Linked DNA regions of Homo sapiens: regions 1 and 2 are each linked to region 3. A link is an interaction called in ENCODE POLR2A ChIA-PET data of the cell type or tissue named here. Cell type or tissue: OCI-LY7. All regions are shown on one strand. Links, peaks and the distances in the headings refer to the core of each region. The heading gives the core; the rest is flanking DNA.

What was found. Peaks named below come from ENCODE experiments on the same cell type or tissue, not always from the same donor. Only the 100,000 strongest peaks of a DNase experiment are listed, where the experiment ranks them.
Region 1: POLR2A ChIA-PET joins it to region 3 with 5 read pairs; 1 of 35 experiments calls an interaction of 5 or more read pairs at or near these places.
Region 2: POLR2A ChIA-PET joins it to region 3 with 5 read pairs; 2 of 35 experiments call an interaction of 5 or more read pairs at or near these places.

The regions. Positions count from the first base shown.
Region 1 is chr17:57,622,343-57,628,288 of GRCh38, reverse strand. MSI2 (musashi RNA binding protein 2) reads right to left here. Exons shown (of 14, transcript NM_138962.4): 10 at 986-1,060. Among named protein-coding and RNA genes, the nearest start is that of MSI2-AS1, 17 kb to the right of the region's middle. In OCI-LY7, for the core only: no CTCF peak of the experiment used is centred there; DNase peaks (open chromatin) are centred at 3,658, 4,508 and 5,308; H3K4me3 peaks cover 2,311 bases; H3K27ac peaks cover 3,262 bases.
Region 2 is chr17:57,555,039-57,560,984 of GRCh38, reverse strand. The region is part of intron 7 of MSI2 (musashi RNA binding protein 2); the gene reads right to left. It overlaps LOC107984993 (a long non-coding RNA gene), which reads right to left. Exons shown (of 2, transcript XR_001752947.3): 1 at 1,056-5,946. Among named protein-coding and RNA genes, the nearest start is that of MSI2-AS1, 50 kb to the left of the region's middle. In OCI-LY7, for the core only: no CTCF peak of the experiment used is centred there; DNase peaks (open chromatin) are centred at 2,624 and 5,174; H3K4me3 peaks cover 1,822 bases; H3K27ac peaks cover 5,000 bases.
Region 3 is chr17:57,361,529-57,367,474 of GRCh38, reverse strand. The region is part of intron 5 of MSI2 (musashi RNA binding protein 2); the gene reads right to left. Among named protein-coding and RNA genes, the nearest start is that of MSI2, 110 kb to the right of the region's middle. RefSeq lists a silencer at 3,118-3,361. In OCI-LY7, for the core only: no CTCF peak of the experiment used is centred there; DNase peaks (open chromatin) are centred at 344 and 2,194; H3K4me3 peaks cover 2,973 bases; H3K27ac peaks cover 3,606 bases.

The sequences.
Region 1 (5,946 bases), core at 686-5,685, 260 kb before region 3:
ATCTCAGACCCTGACACTCCCAGACCTCCAGGTCTAGGCATGACGACAAGGCAGGGGTGAAACTCCGCCTGCAGCCCAGCTCCCCAGGGAGCCTCCTCCCTCAGCAGAAAACCCACAGGGGACAAGACTCTGTCCCTACACCTCCTCTGGAATCTCGGCTGTCCTTTGCACATGGAGACCCCCAAACACCCCAATATATTCTTATCTGTACTCCAGATTTGAGAAAGGCTGGGGAAAAGCATACCCTGTAAAACATCGCTTCCTTCATTGTCCCTACCCCATCCCTACAAGACCATGTTTCCCCTCGCTGCTTCTCCCAGGTGAGGTCCCAGGCCTGCCAGCTACCTGGAGTTGGAGCTGGAGCAGCCCTGGCATGTGGCGGGCATCACCATGGGCTCTGCCTCAAGTCTTGATACCCACGCAGAGGGAAAGGATAATCTAAACAGCTCACCCAGGATGGACAGCAGTCCCAACCCCTAGCAGCTCAACATCAACACAGCCCAGAAGGACGCCGAAGCCACAGCAGTCAGGACGGAGCAGGAGGAGGAGGGGTGGAGGAAAGGAAGCAAGGGCGGGGAGACATCAAACATTGGGCAGGTGGACACAGGGAGCGGGGAGGCGGGCAAGGGGTGGTAGAGGGTGAAAGAAAGCCCTGGGCCTAGAGTTCAGTCCCCAGTGAGAAAAAACCCGGAAGAGGCTTCAGAAAAAGGAGGTGAGCACAGGGAGGCCTCCTGCCTCCGTTCTGCTTTCCCTTTAAAAGCTGCCGTTCTCAAATACCCGGCACCAGTGAGTTATACCTGAGTTAATCAAAAACTCTGAGCTGCATCCTGGCCTTGAACTTCAGTGGATTTGAAATTTATCATGTATAGGTCATTTTCAAGTGGATGCATGTAAGAAATGCATTCTCTTTAGGGGTCCTCTCACCTCCCCGCAAATGCAGCCCACCTCTTGTGCTTCCAAAGCCCTGGGAGACCAAGCCACTCACCTGGGAACTGATAGCCATAGCTTGGAGCAAATCCGGGGTAGCCACGGCCATAGGTCGCCACGAAGTTGGGATATCCTTGAACACAAAGAGAAAGATCAGAGTCCTGTTAGTACAGCCGCCTCAGGTCTGGGGTAAAATCTCACGGAGGGTGGCAATGAGGAAAGCCTGAGTTATTTTCCTTCACAGAATAATTTGTCTCTCATGAGGGTTTTTTTATTAAGGGTCTGGGTCACCTCTCTCCTGTGGCCGGGGGCGCTGCTGTCAGCTGTTGCTAATTAACCCATATTTGGGCAGCCAGACCCCGCAAAGCCCATGTACTTTCCTGAACCTTCAGAGTAAATGCCATGCATCAGCACCAAACACAAAGCCTGCGCCTGGCTCTGACATTTGGAGAGCTTACCCTGCATGTACTTTACCTTAAAGCTATTGACAGTAGGAGATTAAAGTCCTCGTGATGCATCCTCCCAAGGCAGTGGACAACAGAGCCAGCACCAGACAGAGCATGCGAACTCAGGAGTCACAGTTTAGCGGCCAAACTCAGGGCTCACCCTGGGCCTCTGGAAAACGCTGGGCCTGATGAGCCATGGCCCACACTGCAGTTTTGACACTCCACGGAGGTGCCAAGATCTTTGGAGAATGGTGAGAGGCTGGATGTGTTAAGATGCATACCACAAAGTGTAGCTCCGACTCAGGAGCCCCGTGCCGTGTGACTGGATGGGCGTTTCACCACAAGCGTATTGTTTCTAGACCCCTGTCTCAGCAGGCAAGCTAGGGGGTGAGTGGTTCACTGAAAGACACTTGTAGAAACTGCCACTGGGCTGGCCACTGGGCACACAAGAAACTCAGCTGGCAAGTCCAGGGGCTGGTGTGACCATCTCAGATCTGTCACTAACCCCCAGTGATGTGAGGTGTCATTCAGCTCTCAGGGAGTCATTGTGGCTGCTCAGGCCACTTCGTTCTTCAAGTCCCTGCCTGATTCAGGCTAAATGAAGGCCGTATGGGTCAGGCTCACTCTGCCTCCCTCCACTCAGTGTATATGTAACCTCAGTACATTCTTGCTCTTAAGATGCCACCACGGCCACCCAACCACCGAGAACGTGACTTTCGCTTTGACTTTGGAGGTGAATGTCTGTGGTCATTTTTTGGCTGCCCAGCCCCTGAGCCTCTCCCTGTGTGTAAGTCTTGGAGAGAGGCCCACCCCCCCGGCCATCACAGAAGCTGAGAAGGCCTCAGGGCTCTTCCTGGGGCTGGAGGCTGGGAGGCAGGCCTGTGAACCTGGGCTCGACAGACGGAAGCCCTCCTTAGGATCTGCCTCTGGAGCTGGTAGGGCAGAGGAGGAGGGACTGGCTCCGAATTTATTCTGGTGTCAGTAGCAGAATCTGGCATCCAGTGTTGGCAACAGTGGCCCCCTGACCAGGTCATTCCTGAGTTGTCCCCTTGGCTAGGGCTGGGGCTCTGACCACCCAGCTCCCCCAGTTCCTGCCTGTTTTCTGAGTCCTGTTCTCCAGCCATCCTGTCAATTCTCCAGCACTGCCCAAGCTCCTTCTAATAATCTCCTTTGCTGCTTACAGCAGCCAGGGTTGTTTCTGTTGCTTGTTATCAAAACACTGGCAAACAATTACTTTGATGAGTGGACTTATGACAGCCTCCAGGCTCTCCAGCAATTGAGGGCAACAGTGACACTTTCCACGGGTGTCTCTGCCCTTCTACACAAACCCTTTAAAAACATCCCTACACACAGCTCTGGGGTCTTATCACCCACCTGCTCAGTGGCTTCTCATACATCACACTGACCACTTTCTGACCCTGCAAGTGAGGGCTAATGGAAAAGGATCCCTTACTAAATTCCACTTTGCCTGCACTCGGCAACAGGAGTCAGAGTTTGCTTGTCATCCTGCTGCCTACTCAGAGCTTTTGTGCCTTGGAGGTGGGCTCCACCGTCCCTCACTTCCTGGTGGATGTTGGTGTTGTAGCCTCTGCCTAGGATCAGTGGATCTGCCACCAGACCTAGAGCAGAAACTCACGGGTCTGAAGTCAGGAGACCTGGGTTCCAGTCCTGCCTCTGGCCCCCAACCATGCCCTTGGGGGTTGTTATGATTTGATGTATGTGTTTCCCCCAAATTTCTATGTTGAAATCTTAACCCCCAAGGTGATGGCCTTAGGAGATGGGGCCTTTGGGGTGTGATGAGGCCATGAGGTGGAGCCCTCATGAATGTGCCCTTAACAAAGAGGTCACAGAGAGACCCTCACCCCTTCCAACACGTGAGGACACGGTTAGAAGGGGCCATCTATGAGGAAGCGGGCCCTCACCAGACACAGAATCAGCCAGCACCTTGATCTTTACTTCCCAGCCTCCAGAACTGTGAGAAATAAATGTTTGTTGTTCATAAGCCACCTCGTCTATGGTAATCTGTGACAGCAACCCGACTTAAGATAGGAGTCTTCCTTTTTCTCTTGGAGCTTAGTCTTGTCACCTGTAGAAAGCCTTGTGGGTCCCTTGCAACAGTGACGTGCCCAAATTCTTGAGTGAGACCAGCTGTGGCTCCTTTCCCTTGCTTCCCCCAGAACCTTCCCAAATTTGCAGTCACAGCTCACTCACTGAATGGAACTGTCTCTACCTCCACAGGGTCTTGCCACCTGCTCCTTCCTGTGCACTTATTTCCCGGTGCTTGGTGACTCATTGACAGAAGCCTGCCCAAGCGAGGCAGAAGGACCCAGCAGCTCTGCACTGACTGCTAGCTAAGGAGCAGGAGCCCGGTGGGATGTTGAGCTCAGCAACCCGACGGAGAAAGAAGGAAGGAAGAACAGCAAAGGCCAGGGCTCAGATGCCTTAAATGGACACATGCATACTGGCGCCTTCCTTCGTATTTATTTCGTGGCTAGGCAGCTCAGTTCTCCTCCAAATTAATCACCTGCTAGCAAATCAGATCTTGTACTAGATTTCTTATACCATGATTTCAACAATATTGATAAATGGATTATATGCAAACAGCCAAGTCATGGCTGCCTAGGGGCTTTCCAGATGAAAAATGGCTCCTTTGCTTCTAACTTCAGAGCTGGGGGTCTTAAATATTTTAGTGTTAATCTGACAGCAAAAGCATAAGCCTATGTGTCACCTTCCCTCAGGGAGGGTGGGAAGTGGCAGAGCAGCCAGTTTCTCCCTGCACTTAGGTGACAAATACAATGCAATTATACCTGCTTTCTTCCTGGCTTTCCTACAAGGCTTCAACGAGAAAGAAGAAAAGCATGGTCAAGTTCACCCCAACTTTGGGTCTCACCCCACTCTTCCTGGACACATCAATACTATAGTCTCCCAAACCACAAAGATGAGAATTCGGCATCTGCCAGAGCGGGGGATCTTATCTCCACCCCCAATCGCCGAACATCCTCTAGGTCAGGCAGATGAAATCATAAATTTATAATACAACATTACTTCAATTTTCCTCTTCATTTACTGCTGTGCAGCCCAGCTCTGCTCGAATGGTTCACAGCCCCAGCCACACGGGGGAAATTGGCTGGCTGCATATCAATAGCACATTACAGCAGACCCGTGCAGACGCTCCGTCAAGCCACATTACGGTGGGATGACCCAGCCACCACTTCCATTAGCAGCCTGGCCCCTCCCACACTGGCCACTGCACAATTTATCTGCTCCAATACTCTGGACGCCTGATCAATCCCACAGTAATTATCTCTTGTCACTAAAGTAAAAAAAAATCAAGGCTTCTGCCAGGGTGACCACCTCTCTTGCAGATCGGCTTTCCATTGCAGAAGCAAAAATACAGAAATCAACAATAGAATTTGGATTTGCCACTGAGCTCATTTTGAGTCCCCATTTTGGGGATGCTGACAAAGTTGTCAAAACTGTGGTTCTGGTTCTAGATCTTTGCTGCAACCCTAGAGATGTTTCCCTTCTAGACGGGTCCATGACTCATCTTCTCCCGGGCTCTGTTACTCAGCTACTCAGAGTCATGGAAAACGGCTCCCACCAGGCCCCAGACTTGAAAGAGACAAGAGACAGGGCTGTTTATCCAGGGAACTGCCAGAGTGTGACATATCTGCTGCGTGATGTTTAGAGCACTGCCTGGGGCACCTCATCGGCTCCATGAGGTCTGCAAACAGACTAAACACCAAGTGCCAAGAGTCCTTCCTAGGCAAGGACGCGAAGGCTAAAGTCTACAAAGATGCTTTGCCCCCAGAATCACCCTGAGTTGCAGGGGCTCCTCCAGACCTGCGCCGTCCAATTTAAATTTAATTCAAATTATCTAAAATGAAAGCTCCAGTTCCTCATTCGCAAAAGCCACAACTCAAGGGCTCAGCAGCTACCGTGCACAGGCGGCTAGTGATATTGGCTAGTGCAGACAGGACCTTCCCTCCCTTGCAGGAAGTTCTATTGGACTGCACTGCTCTACAGGGACAATGAAGAGCTGAATTCTGAGTTTCCTCTGTCCACCAGGAAGCGGCTAAACAAAGGAACACTTCCTTGAGAATAACCTAAACAGATATTTTTGGGAAAGCCAGATCCCCGTCGAAATTGAGTGTAGATATGTGGTTTTAAGTTCCAGCCAATCTCCAATCTTTTGATCTGTTAGTGAACGCCAGCAGATTACAGCTTCCTAGTGCCTGTTCTTAACGATACTTTTTTTTTTTGCTCACATTTCAGGGGGCTTAATGTCAGGGAACACTGAGTCAGGACTTCACGCGGGGCTTCTCAGTACGACTGCACCTAAGAATGCTTTTGGCTAACGTGCTTTAGCTGATCATCAGCCTCTCTTCGTTTCTGGGCCTGCTAGGGTGAAGCTTTTCTTTGAGGGCTCAGCAATGTGCTATTTCTCTAACACTCGTATCAGCATGTTAAATAAACAGCATGTGCCCAACGAGGCCAAGAAAGTTAAAGGCAGTGGGATTATGTGGCAGAGAAGGCTCAGAGAAATAAAATATATCAACAATCATCATGTGTT
Region 2 (5,946 bases), core at 686-5,685, 190 kb before region 3:
TCCTTTGGAGCTGGGAGGATGGTGGGCTTTCCATCTTTCCACCTCTATTCCTGCCCCAGTTCCACTGGGGCGAAACTGGCTTGCCTCCTTTCCTGGGATGCTCACAGAACAGAAACCCACAATGCATTACTTGGCAAAGATTAAATAACCAAAACCAACCTGCAAGGCATGCTTGTGCTGGTGGCAACCACCGCCTTTACTGAGCTGCGAGGAACCGTACAGGCATTGCCCTAATGACTCCTCTCCATACCGGCAGTAATTGTTAATAATAGCAGCATTATTATACTGCTCAGAAACAGCAACATCAGTAATAAATAATAGCAGGCATGTGTTACTGTTACCCCATCTTGCAGATAAGGAGTCAGAGGCTCTGAGGATTATATAACTGGCCTAAGGTTGCTCAGCTGGTAGGTGGTTAAAATCTGGGATTTCTAAAAGGCAGGCTGATATCTGAGTCTTTGTTTCCCAACCACTCTTCTCCCAAAACGTGGTGATCTGGGGGTGGTGGGAGGAAGTAGCAGAGAGAAGAGTTTTGAAAATGTCCATGAAGCAGACCTTGTAAATCCCCATGGAAGTGGGTGGAAGTGTCCCCACCAACCCCGCTCCAGGGCTCCTCGGAGGGGCACGGGTTACTGCAAGTCCCCCATCCCAGGAGTTTCAGTGGAGGGGCTTAGCGCCTCCAAACTCTCCCCCTCCACCACCCCAGAAAATATTTTAAAAGAACAAAACTTCCCCGCAGAGACTGTGAGAAAAGCCAGCTAGCAGGGCAAGTTATGAAGATGTCATTACGCAATGAACTGCTTCCGTGGACCATAATAGGTTTTTACCTTTGCTACTGTACTACGAGAGATACCAAACAGCAATTTTAAACAGTCTCCTCCATTGCCCCATCCCAGCCTTCCAGAATCACATGTGTTTCTACTTTAAAAGCTGTTAACATGGTATAATATGTTCGGAGCACAAATCCAGATGGCCACGGGCCTCAGAAAACCCGCAGCATCCTGCTGAAGAACTGATCTTACAATTCCACCGACCAATAGCAGTGAAGGAGTTACCTGCACAGGTGGCCCGGCCCAGGTCTGAGCTGCCTGCTCCTGCTTCATGAAGCCCTGCCTCTGCAGGGGCACGGGGCAGCCTGTGGAGACGTCCACCACTTGGCCATTGTGGCCAGACTCTCTCCAGACGTCCAGTGGCCTTGGCCCTTCTGCAGACACTGGCTGTCTCTGAGCAGAAGCTGGAAAAATGCACTGGATTTGGCTTCCTGGGGACCAGGTGCAGGAACAAAGCCAGGGTGCAGGGACAGGCATCCCTTGGGTGGCAGGCTGTCGTCAGCACAGCTGGTCCCACACAGTCCCCTCACTTTCCCTCACCCCAGTGCCTGCCTGGTCAGTGGCTCTCAGGGGTGTTGCATGTTCACCACTAGGATTCTATATGGCTATGGATGGGGCTGAGACAAGCACTCGATGCAGGAGCCAAAGTCACTCTGCTACCCATGTGTCATCTTCTGCCAAGAACCACACCGTCCAGCCAACCCCAGCTAGGGAAGTTGGTATTGCCAATGGGGCTGCAGCTGGTCTGGAAAGGAGTCCAGGGAAACCACGCTATCCTCAAGGCGGGAGCGGATGAGACAGGAGAGGAGAGAGGGGGAGCTGATAAACAGGACATCGGGGCTTGTCCTCTTTTTACTCCCATCCTTCTTATTTCCTTAGCATTAACTTTCCAAATGCTGTCCTCACATGGGCGTGTTTTAGCCCAAACTCTCCCTCTCAGGTTGGGAGACAGGGTTCCATCTCACTTTGTGCTTCTGTTGATGTCTGTGTCTATTCTGGGTGTAGGTAATGCTGCTTTTGTGGTTCTGATTTGGAGAAGGTATGAATTAAAATGATGTCAAAGAACTTCTGATTTCTTTCTTTCTTTTTTTTTAGATGGAGTCTCGCTCTTGTCATCCAGGCTGGAGTGCAGTGGTGCCATCTCGGCTCACTGCAACCTCCGCCTCCTGGGTTCAAGTGATTCTCCCGCCTCAGCCTCCCGAGTAGTGGGGTTACAGGCTCCCGCCACCACACCTCGCTGTTTTTTTTGTATTTTTAGTAGAGATGGGGTTCCACCATGTTGGCCAGGCTGGTCTCGAACTCCTGACCTCAGGTGATCTGCCCGCCTTGGCCTCCCAAAGTGCTGGAATTACAGGCGTGAGCCACCGCGCTTGGCTGAACCTCTGAGTTCTTGATACATGGGAGGCAAACAGACAAACTGGGAGGTTCTGTGATTCAGGAACTCCATGAAGAGACAGCGGGATCCAGCAAGCCTCTCTTTGCTCTTGGCAGGGCTGGTGCTTTATAACTGGCAGAAGGGCTGGTCTGGGCTGAAGAGAGGTCAGAGGGCTGGGGCAAGTGACTTAGAGTCGTGGTTTTCTGTTGTGCCACCAGGAGGGATGTGTCTCCAAAAACACACGGTGAGCGGCAGTTCAGCCAGCCAGGGTCTCATCCCCACCTCTAGGCAACACGCTGGGTGTCATCAGGCCTCCAAGAACTCAAACTCTAGGGGAGGTGCAAACCCTCCTGACCCCACTCACTTACTCCAGGATGCGGGGCCTCAACAGCAGAGGCGAAAGGGGAACCGACCCTCTTTGTTATTTGTTGGAAAGACACTATTTATAGCTCCAGATCGTTAACTGCCTTTTTAAAAAGACTGTTCTCGGGGCCATTTTTAGAGCATCCGTCTTCCCTCGGATGGCTGCGTGGTGACTAGAAATGGCAGTGCTGAATAGGTGCAATTACAGAGGCGCCTAATACGCTGAGACCATAACGGCGTGGAATTTCTCTTTGTAATCTAAGCATGTCCTTTTCCCCCAGAGCCTTTATTTAAATATTTTGTCAGCTCCCCACGCCAGCAGCAGGCAAGCTCCGTCTTGAGCACTCTCAGAAGATGGGAGGAGGCTGTTATGAGAGATGCCACTCCTAACTCCCTCATTCTTCTTGACAAAATAAATCATGAAAGCCAAGAAGGAGGGTGTGTGAGGGCAGAGTCAGCTGCAGCCCCGGAGGTCCTCAGCACCCAAGGAGATGACGCTTCTTTCTGGAATGCTGACAATTCGCTGACTTAGCTGCCTTGGTTATGGACCTGAACATCTAGAAGAAATATTCAGCGCCCAAGAAAACAGTTCTGCTCTTTTAACCCATTAACTCAGACCCAAACTGGGGCTGCTTCTCATCAATGGTATTTCAGAAATTAGGGACTGTGCACTCCCAAGAGATGCCTCAACGAAACCTCTGCTCCCCATTCCCACTGGGGAGCGAATGTACACCTGCCAGACTTCCACGCAGAAAGCCTTGCCTTGGCATGGGCACAAGGGGGAACACCCCAGCCCAGGGCTGTGGGGTACCAGCCAACAGCCCAGAGAACCTGTCCCTGGCCACACACCCTTCAAGGCAGGGTTCTCCCTGGGTAATCCACACCTTCCAGAGTACACAGCAAACAGAAAGTAACTGAGAAGTGAGCTGGGTGGTGATGGCATTGCCAAATTCATTCCAAACTTGTTATGCATGAGAGTCTGGCAGGAGCGGGAAAGGGGGCTTTGGCCCCTGGGGCAGACCCTGAAGACTCCATCATGATGTCTTGGGAAAAGCCTCCAGGTCCTGAGTGACTCCTGTGCTTTTTTTGTGTGGAATATTCCTGGACTCATCTTGCGTAAAAAGAGGTAGCAAGATGCTGCCCTGGCTGTCCCATGTAAGTCAGCCCACCTCCCATCTGGTTGCCTATGACTGAGGAATTCTCATGCAGGCGGCCTGCCCCTCATCGTTAACGTTTCTTAAGAAGGTGATATTTCCGTGTACCATCTGCCATGCCTTTGGCTTACCCCTCAGTCTGTTCACTCCTCAGGCAGGGATGAGGAACGCTATTATCGGGCATCTTGGCGATCCCAACAGTGGGCTCCATACTCCATGCCCTGAACCATCTTGGACAAGTCCCTTCTCCATTTCAGGCCTCAGCCAATCCACCTGTGAAACAGGGAGATCCCACACCCGGTGCTTCCACTGAGAAGGTGGCCATGACAGCATGCATTACTAAACACCAAATAAGGCCAGACATTATACATATATTAATTTGGGAGGGTAAACATAGCTGCTAATTCAATTTCTCCTTTCTTTTATTAGTACTGTTGGGAGGATCTCAAGCTGTCACTGAGTGGGTAAAAGTACTTTGTAGATGGTTTTACCTTAAAGATATTAGCTAAAGAAACAAAAAGCTCTGAACATCAGGTGTGACCCTCGTCATAGTGCCGCAAGCCTCTGCAAAGCCTCTCTCCCAGTAGTGAGGGCCTCATAAACTCACTTAATGGCAAAGACCCAACCAGCCAATCAGTCCACTTGCAAAACAATCCTATGAGCTTGCCTCAGGAGCCCACATGGGCTCTGAGTCCAGTGACAGGAGGCTGTGATGTCACTGGACGCCCTGACCTCCCTCCCACCCCAAAGACTGATGGCAGCACAGACACGTTCTGCCTCACAGACTCACATCCCTCGTCTGCCCACCTCAAGGAAGAAGTATTCTTACATTTCTAACTGATGTCTCAGGGAAATAATTAGATGTCACTACTCTAACATTACATTACAACTTCCCTGCAGATCCTGGAGGAAGGGGAAATGAGTTACAACAAGCAAACCAAGCTAAATACAGTTGGTAATTGAAAAAGTGGCCAAGGAAATCAGGAGGGGAAAAGCGAGCAAGCCAGACCTAAACGGATTATCAATCATTTCCTTTTAGGGCAAGCTCCACTGCAACTTAATCAATTGCTATTGCTTCCCAAATTCAATAAGAAAACTGATACTGTGGGGAAGAAGGAGAAAAAAACATTAAATGTTTACCATTACATTCTTGATGGACACTGGACAATGTCCCCCACTCAATTCCAATCCAGTTCCAAGCTTATCAGCATAAAAGAAATTTACAAGCAACAAAACTCAGATAATGTGTCACCATTACCACTAACAGTGTAAAGTGCCTGAGGCATGGTCTCCAGGCATCATTGGGACATGGGGTTTAATAGTCACAACAAGTGGTGGTTCTGAGGCTGGGCAGCCTGTCCTGGCTGTAGGGAGAGGAGGATGCCAGGTGGGGCCCCAGGAAGGTAGTTGTGTGACCTTTGGACCTCCAAGGTCTCAAGTCACTTGGCCTCGAGGGGCTGCAGCATCTGTTGCCATAGCAACCTGGTGAGGATAAACACCATCACTCTTCTGGTTAATAAGCATATACCAAGTACCTATTATGTCCCAGGTACTGGGGACACCAAGAGGAACAGAATATGGTCTCCTGCAGTTAAGATCCTCATAGTAACTGGGGGAGTCAGTGTAGGGAAATAATGATGGAGGCATGCTCAGGGGGTTCAGGAGGGAGGAAGGGGCACCCATCTGAGGACCCTCAGGAGTTTATCAAAGGAAAGGTGGGTAGGGGTTAATATGTGCAAAAGTTGACAGGGAACCTGGCTGGTTGAGGAGCTGCTGGGGTCCCTGCTGCGCTGAGCAGGGAACCCCAGCGGACAGGGAATGGAGAGGTAGGCTCCATCACGCCTACCCTGGAGGCCACACTGAGGCGCCTGAGCAGGCAGCCACTAAACTTGGCACGACCAGAATCACATTTCAGAAAGATCCCTCTAAATGGGTCACAGGCCTGGAGGCAGGAGTCCCCGGAGAGTTGCTGCTCTGCCAGGGACAGATGGGATAGGTGTCTGAAACAGAGCATGGCGGTGGGTGCAGAGGACAGGGCGACCCAGAGCTGGCGGTGCGGACGCTGGCTAGATGTGTGGGAGATGGGGCCCGGGCTGAAGCCTCAGGTATGGCTTGAGCAACTGGGCACCATTACCCAGGAAGGGACATGGGTCAGTGGGGCAGCCTGGGATCTTAGCCTAGCAGCCCTGCCTCCTCACACTGCCCTACTTCTCACCCACAGGAA
Region 3 (5,946 bases), core at 269-5,268:
CAGCCAAGACAACAACATCACAAGGACCAACCGTATATTAACTGCTCACAACATATACCTCATTCAGTTCAGCTGAGATCCCTTCAGAAGGGAAGCAGATGGGAGACACTCCAGACCTCCCCCATCTACTGAGTTAATATTCCACTTGTATCTCCTGATACAACTTAAAATTTGAAGGAAAAAAAAACATTTTAATCACAATTCAGAAAAACACACCCACGCATCTTGTTCACCAAGCGTGAAGCCATTCCCCTCAGTGTAGCTTCGTCTGTGCTCTCCAACAGATAGTGGAGGAGAAGGAAATGTCATTTTCATACCAAAATGCTGCCTCATTCTTCCCCTTCAGGGCCCCTACCTGGGTGTGTGTTTGCAAGTCTAATTTAGATATCACTATTTGTATACACTTTCGAGCTTGGAAAACAAGCCAATAGTTCAGAGGAGCCAAGGCAAACTCAATCTGACAGCCACAGCCCTGACGGCTGCCAAGTCTGATTGACTAGTTGGATATATTTAGATAGGAGAGAGGAGGGGGATCAAACACTGTTGTGCCTCTGAACTCAAGAATACTGTGTTGGTAACGACAGACTAGCAAATAAACAGCCAACAGCCATTCAGCCACATCATCTGGTATCCCAGGCACAGGATCCTCGCCTCCGTAAATTACGTGCAATTTCAAAAGCCACCCACGCTATGGCAAAAATAAATAAATAAAAGGCAATTAGAAAGGGTTCTGCAGTGGCATTCCCCACAGCTACTCGTTAGAAATAAACAAACAAATAAGTAAATATGATCTGTTCCTTGGCTGTCCCCACCTCTTCGCTCCTCCCCTTTGCTTTCCTGTTCCAGGACAACCCGTAGGGAGCAAAGACAAGGCCAAGGGTACCCAGTGAGGTCCTGAGCCCTGGCTGCTGCTTTTGCAAAGGTTCTGTTGTAAACTTGGCCCTCTCCACCTCTACTATATGTGTAAAAATAAAAAGTTAGGGGTTGTCTCTCATTTCTTCTTTCCTTCACGGGGTGGAAATTTAAGAGCAGCATGTGGTCAGAGTTATGAATTACAGAATGTGTCTCCAAGTCTCCAAGTCATTCAAACGTGTGATCCCTTCAGGGGAGGGAAGAGGCGTGAGAAGGGCCCAGGCTGGGGGAGACAGATGCTGTCCAGCACAGAAACCCACCCCACCGGTGGTCTCGGACCTGGGGCCAGCAGATTTACCTTCAGTCCACCTCAACTTCCCCAACTGAAAAGTTGGGATAATAATAGCCAACGCTGGGCATGGTGGCTCATGCTTGTAATCCCAGCACTTTGGGAGGCCGAAACGGGTGGGGCTGCTTGAGCTCAGGAGCTCAAGACTAGCCTGGGCAACACGGCAAGACCCTGTCTCTACTAAGAATACAAGAAAATAGCCTGGCATGGTACACAACGGTGGTCCCAGCTATTCGGGAGGTTGAGGTGGGAGGCTCCCTTGATCCGGGGGAGGCAGAAGTTGCAGTGAGTCGATATCACACCCACTGCATCCAGCCTGGGTGACAGAGCGAGACTCTGTCTCAAAAAAAATAGTCAACATTGGGAAGATTCATTTACTGAGACTCTACTATGTGCCACAATCTGTAGAAGATACTGAGATACATCTAGGAATAAAGTAAGGGTTAGACAAGATGGGCTGTATAAGGTTCTGAACAGCACCAGGTATACTGTCCAGTAAGTGCACAATATGTGGAAGCTCATCTCCCAGGACAACATTCTCTGTTTGCTCATTGCCAGCCTTTCTCACACTATCTCCTCCCCCACATGGCCTTCTATTGGGTCTTCTGGTACACTGAGCCGTGAGCTCACTATCCCCTCTGCCAAGAAGGCTCCTCCCATCCCTCCTAATGCTAAGTCATTTCTCAGAGAAACCCTCCTAATGTCTCCCAGTAGACACTCCCAGGTCACCCTCTACCCTGCCTGCAGAACACCCATCCCAACTTGTACTGATACAGCTACTCATAGGATCCGTGCAGTATCTGTTCCCCACACTTTCCTGTGAGCTCCACGCAGGCAGGAATAGTGTCTTCCTTCACCACTGAACTTCCCCTTAGCATTTAGAAAAGCTAAGGTACCTAATGCATATTTGTTGGTAGAACAAACGAATGGATGAAATAACCATTTAAAGTAGGTAGCCCAGATGTGCTCAACTGCCTCTCCTCCAGCTTTAGAAACATCATGTTTCACAGAACTAGTCCCAAAGCAAGGTATATAAAAAACCATTGTGCCTCAGTTTTCTCATCTGCAAAATGAAGTTCTGGTAAACACCCAAGATCTTCAGGTTTCCTTTCAAATGAAATCTCAACACAGGATACATTTCTCTGCACATGACTGGATGTTTGGAGATCGCAAATATTTTCTTACGAAATAAAAGTAAGTTAGCTGGGTATCTACTATTAACAGACAGGAAGCAAGTTCTGAAAAACAGAGGTTTTTGTTCAGTGTGGTTTTTATTTTTTTAAAGAACAAATAAATTGAGACTTTTGTTTTGGGCAAAAATCCTGTGCCATGGAGGAAGAAAGTCAGCAATGCTAAAAAGGAAAAAGAAAAAAAAAATGAATAAATAAATAACCCAGCCATCTCTGAGCAACACATCCGGGTTAGCAGAGCAGAAAAGGACACACAGGCCCGAAGAAATCCTATTGTTTCTGTTTTTAGGACAAGACTCAATCCCAAAAGGGAGCTTGGGATCACAGGAAAAGGAGCTGGAGGTCTTTCCCACTAAACATTCAGGACCCAACCCTAGGCTTCCCGAATGTCATCTGGGGGAGCTGGGTTGCTTTCTTCTTGCAGCGATGTCCAAGCTGGAGAGGGGAAAGGGGGCATCCTGGAGGTGATGGTTATTGTATGGGTGGAAAACGGGCTTAAACACAAGCCCATTAGAGAAGCAGAACCTTAATTTATCAATTAGACACCATCTGTGGATTGTGTTCCTTGAAATAATTGTTGAATTTGACAATGCATTGCAGCTTTACAAAGTTTCTGCCATCCTTGATGCCGTTTAATTAAATTTCTGCACTTAACTTTGATTGCACTGAAAGCACTGATGCCTTCCACAGATTGAGTTCCTCGGCCACCTGCTGTGTTGGAGCCAAGCGCATTTCCAGAGCAGGGAGAAAAATATGTATTTTATTTTATTCAAAGCCTTGTCTTTTCTCAGCCTTCACCTATAGGGAATGAAAACTCCTGCTGCACAGGAGGGACTGTGTCTCCAAACCCAGCCAGCCGAGCCTTCTGGCCCCTCACCACCTACATGAGGTCTTGCTGTTCTTTTATTGTGTCTCACAGAGAGGGCTAACAAAACAGAATCCCAGACGGTTACCAAACTCAGAGGAGTGGCTTAAAATAGAACACAATAATTATCACATAAAGCAACCAAGAACATAGGTTTCAGGTGGGAGCTGCTTCTAGACCTGAAATCCCCACCTAGAAGGAAAATGCAGGTCAGCACGGGGATGGAGCCCCTTACCTGGGAAGTGGCCTGGGACCTAAGGACCACGTTAGCTGGCTAATATTGACAGACCAGCCTGGGCAGTGCTATATTTTCAAAGGACATCTAGAGGGCAGTTCTCACCTGTCTGGCTTAAGAGAGACATTAACCCCACCCACATAAGGCTTCCCATCAGCCTTCATTTATTATGTTTTGTTGTTGTTGTTGTTTGTTGTTGTTGTTGTTGTTTGTTGTTGTTGTTGTTGCTGCTGCTGTTGTTGTTTCAGACAGAATCTCACTCTGTTGCCCAGGCTGGAGTGCAGTGGTGCCAATTCGGCTCACTACAACCCCTGCCTCCCAGGCTCAAGCAATTCTCATCCCTCAGCCTCCTGAGTAGCTGGGATTACAGGCGTGCGCCACCACACCCAGCTAATTTCTTTACTTTTTAGTAGAGACAGGGTTTCTCCGTGTTGGCCATGCTGGTCTCGAACTCCTGACCTCAAGTGATCTGCCCACTTCAGCCTCCCAAAGGGCTGGGATTATAGACGTGAGCTACCATGCCCAGCCTATTATGTTTTTACAGTGGTAAAATATCCATAACATAAAATCGCCACTCTTTCTGTCACAGAGCTCTTTTTGTCACAGAGCTCCCCACCCCCTTGTGACCTAATAAATAAAGTTGCTGAGTGATGTCATAAGGGGTGGGGAGCTCTATGGATTTGACTGCTCTAGGAACCTCATATAGGAGGAGCCATAATCTCCTTTTGTAACAGGCTGATTTCACTTAGCACGTCTTCAAGGTCCATCCACATTGTAGCATCTATCGGAATTGCCTTCCTTTTCAAGGCTGAATACTATTTAATCATATGTCTATCACATTTTGTTTATCCATTCGTGTATCAATGGACATTTGGGTTGTTTCCACCTTTTGGCTATTGTGAATAATGCTGCAATGTATGTGGGTATACACATGTCTGTTCAAGTCCCTGCCTCCAAATCTCTCATGTATATAACCAGAAGTAGAACTGCTGACCACACAATAAATCTATGTTTAATTTTTTGAGAAACTACCACAGTGCTTTGTACAGTGGCTACACCATTTTATATTTCCATCAGCAACACGTAAGGGTTCCAACAGCCTTCATTTTTAAATGGAAACTTTATAATCATAATTCATGCACTTGGGTTGAACATCGCATCTCCTGACTCTTTTTTCATACAAATATTCTATGAGTAGCATTATACAAAGACAAGCACTTTAGTATGAATTTTTTTTTCAAGTAGAAAATATCAGAGGGGTGGCATGTAAAGAGGGAAAAGAATGGGGGGAAGGCACAGCTCACAGACATAAAGAATAAATCTGGCACTTTTTTCCCCCCTAGAACCACATGGCTCCTCCAACTCAAAGCCTTAAGTTCAAAAAATTTATGGACTAAAACTTCAGAACTGTAAAATAAAATTGTTAGAAAATGCTGTTGCAACAGTTGACGGATCATTACAACAGCCACTTAGCAAGCCATAAACTCACTGGGCAAACAGAATTGGGTCAGATATTAATTTCCACAATGGGAGGGTAACCAGAGACAAGTTACTTCGCCATCTCTCCCTTTTCTGATCATCTGGTGAGCTTCCATTGCAGGAATGCCACAGGATCTTCCGTTTAGGAAATGAAGGCTGCAGTTCCCTCAAATATAAACAAAGACAAGATTTCCCATATCCAACACTATTACCGAACAAAATGGAAGTGCAAATAGAAATATACGTTTAATTTAAATGTCTGAGCCCAGCTCTGTTTCTACAAACTGCAATTTGGTTCCACATTCATTCCCTGGCCATTGAAAGCCAACCTCATTTTGTTTACAAAGATACTGCCCACCACTGGGTTCCGTGCAGTTCCACGAGCCATTCACATATTCTCAGTTCCAGAAGGAAAAGTCAAGACCACAGGCCAACAAGGTAGACCCCTTTCCTAATAGCCAATTATCCCAATCCCAGAGATAAATTCTGGCTTTTCCAGGAGACCTCAGTTTTATGTATTTTCTAGATTTTGACCAAAATAATTTGTAGAAATATGTAAGAAAATGGAATTCCATTTTTCTATCTTTGTAAGCCTGACCATACACATATATAAAATGATCCAGGACAGGGCCTTAGGGCATGTGTTCCAATTTTGGGCTCAGAACGTACAGTCAAACCTTGAACAACACAAGTGTAAACCATGTGGGTCCACTTATATGTGGATTTTCTTCCACCTCTGCACCCCTGAGACAGCAAAACCATCCCTCTTCTTCCTTCTCATCAGCCCACTCAATGTGAAGATAACAAGTCTGAAGTCCTTTATGATGATCCACTTCCACTTAAAGAATAGTAAATATATTTTCTCTTCCTTATGATTTTCCTTTTTTTTTTTTTTTTTGAGACAAGGTCTTGCTCTGTCACCCAGGCTTGAGTGCAGTGGCATGATCTTGCCTCAATGTAACCTCTGCATCCTGGG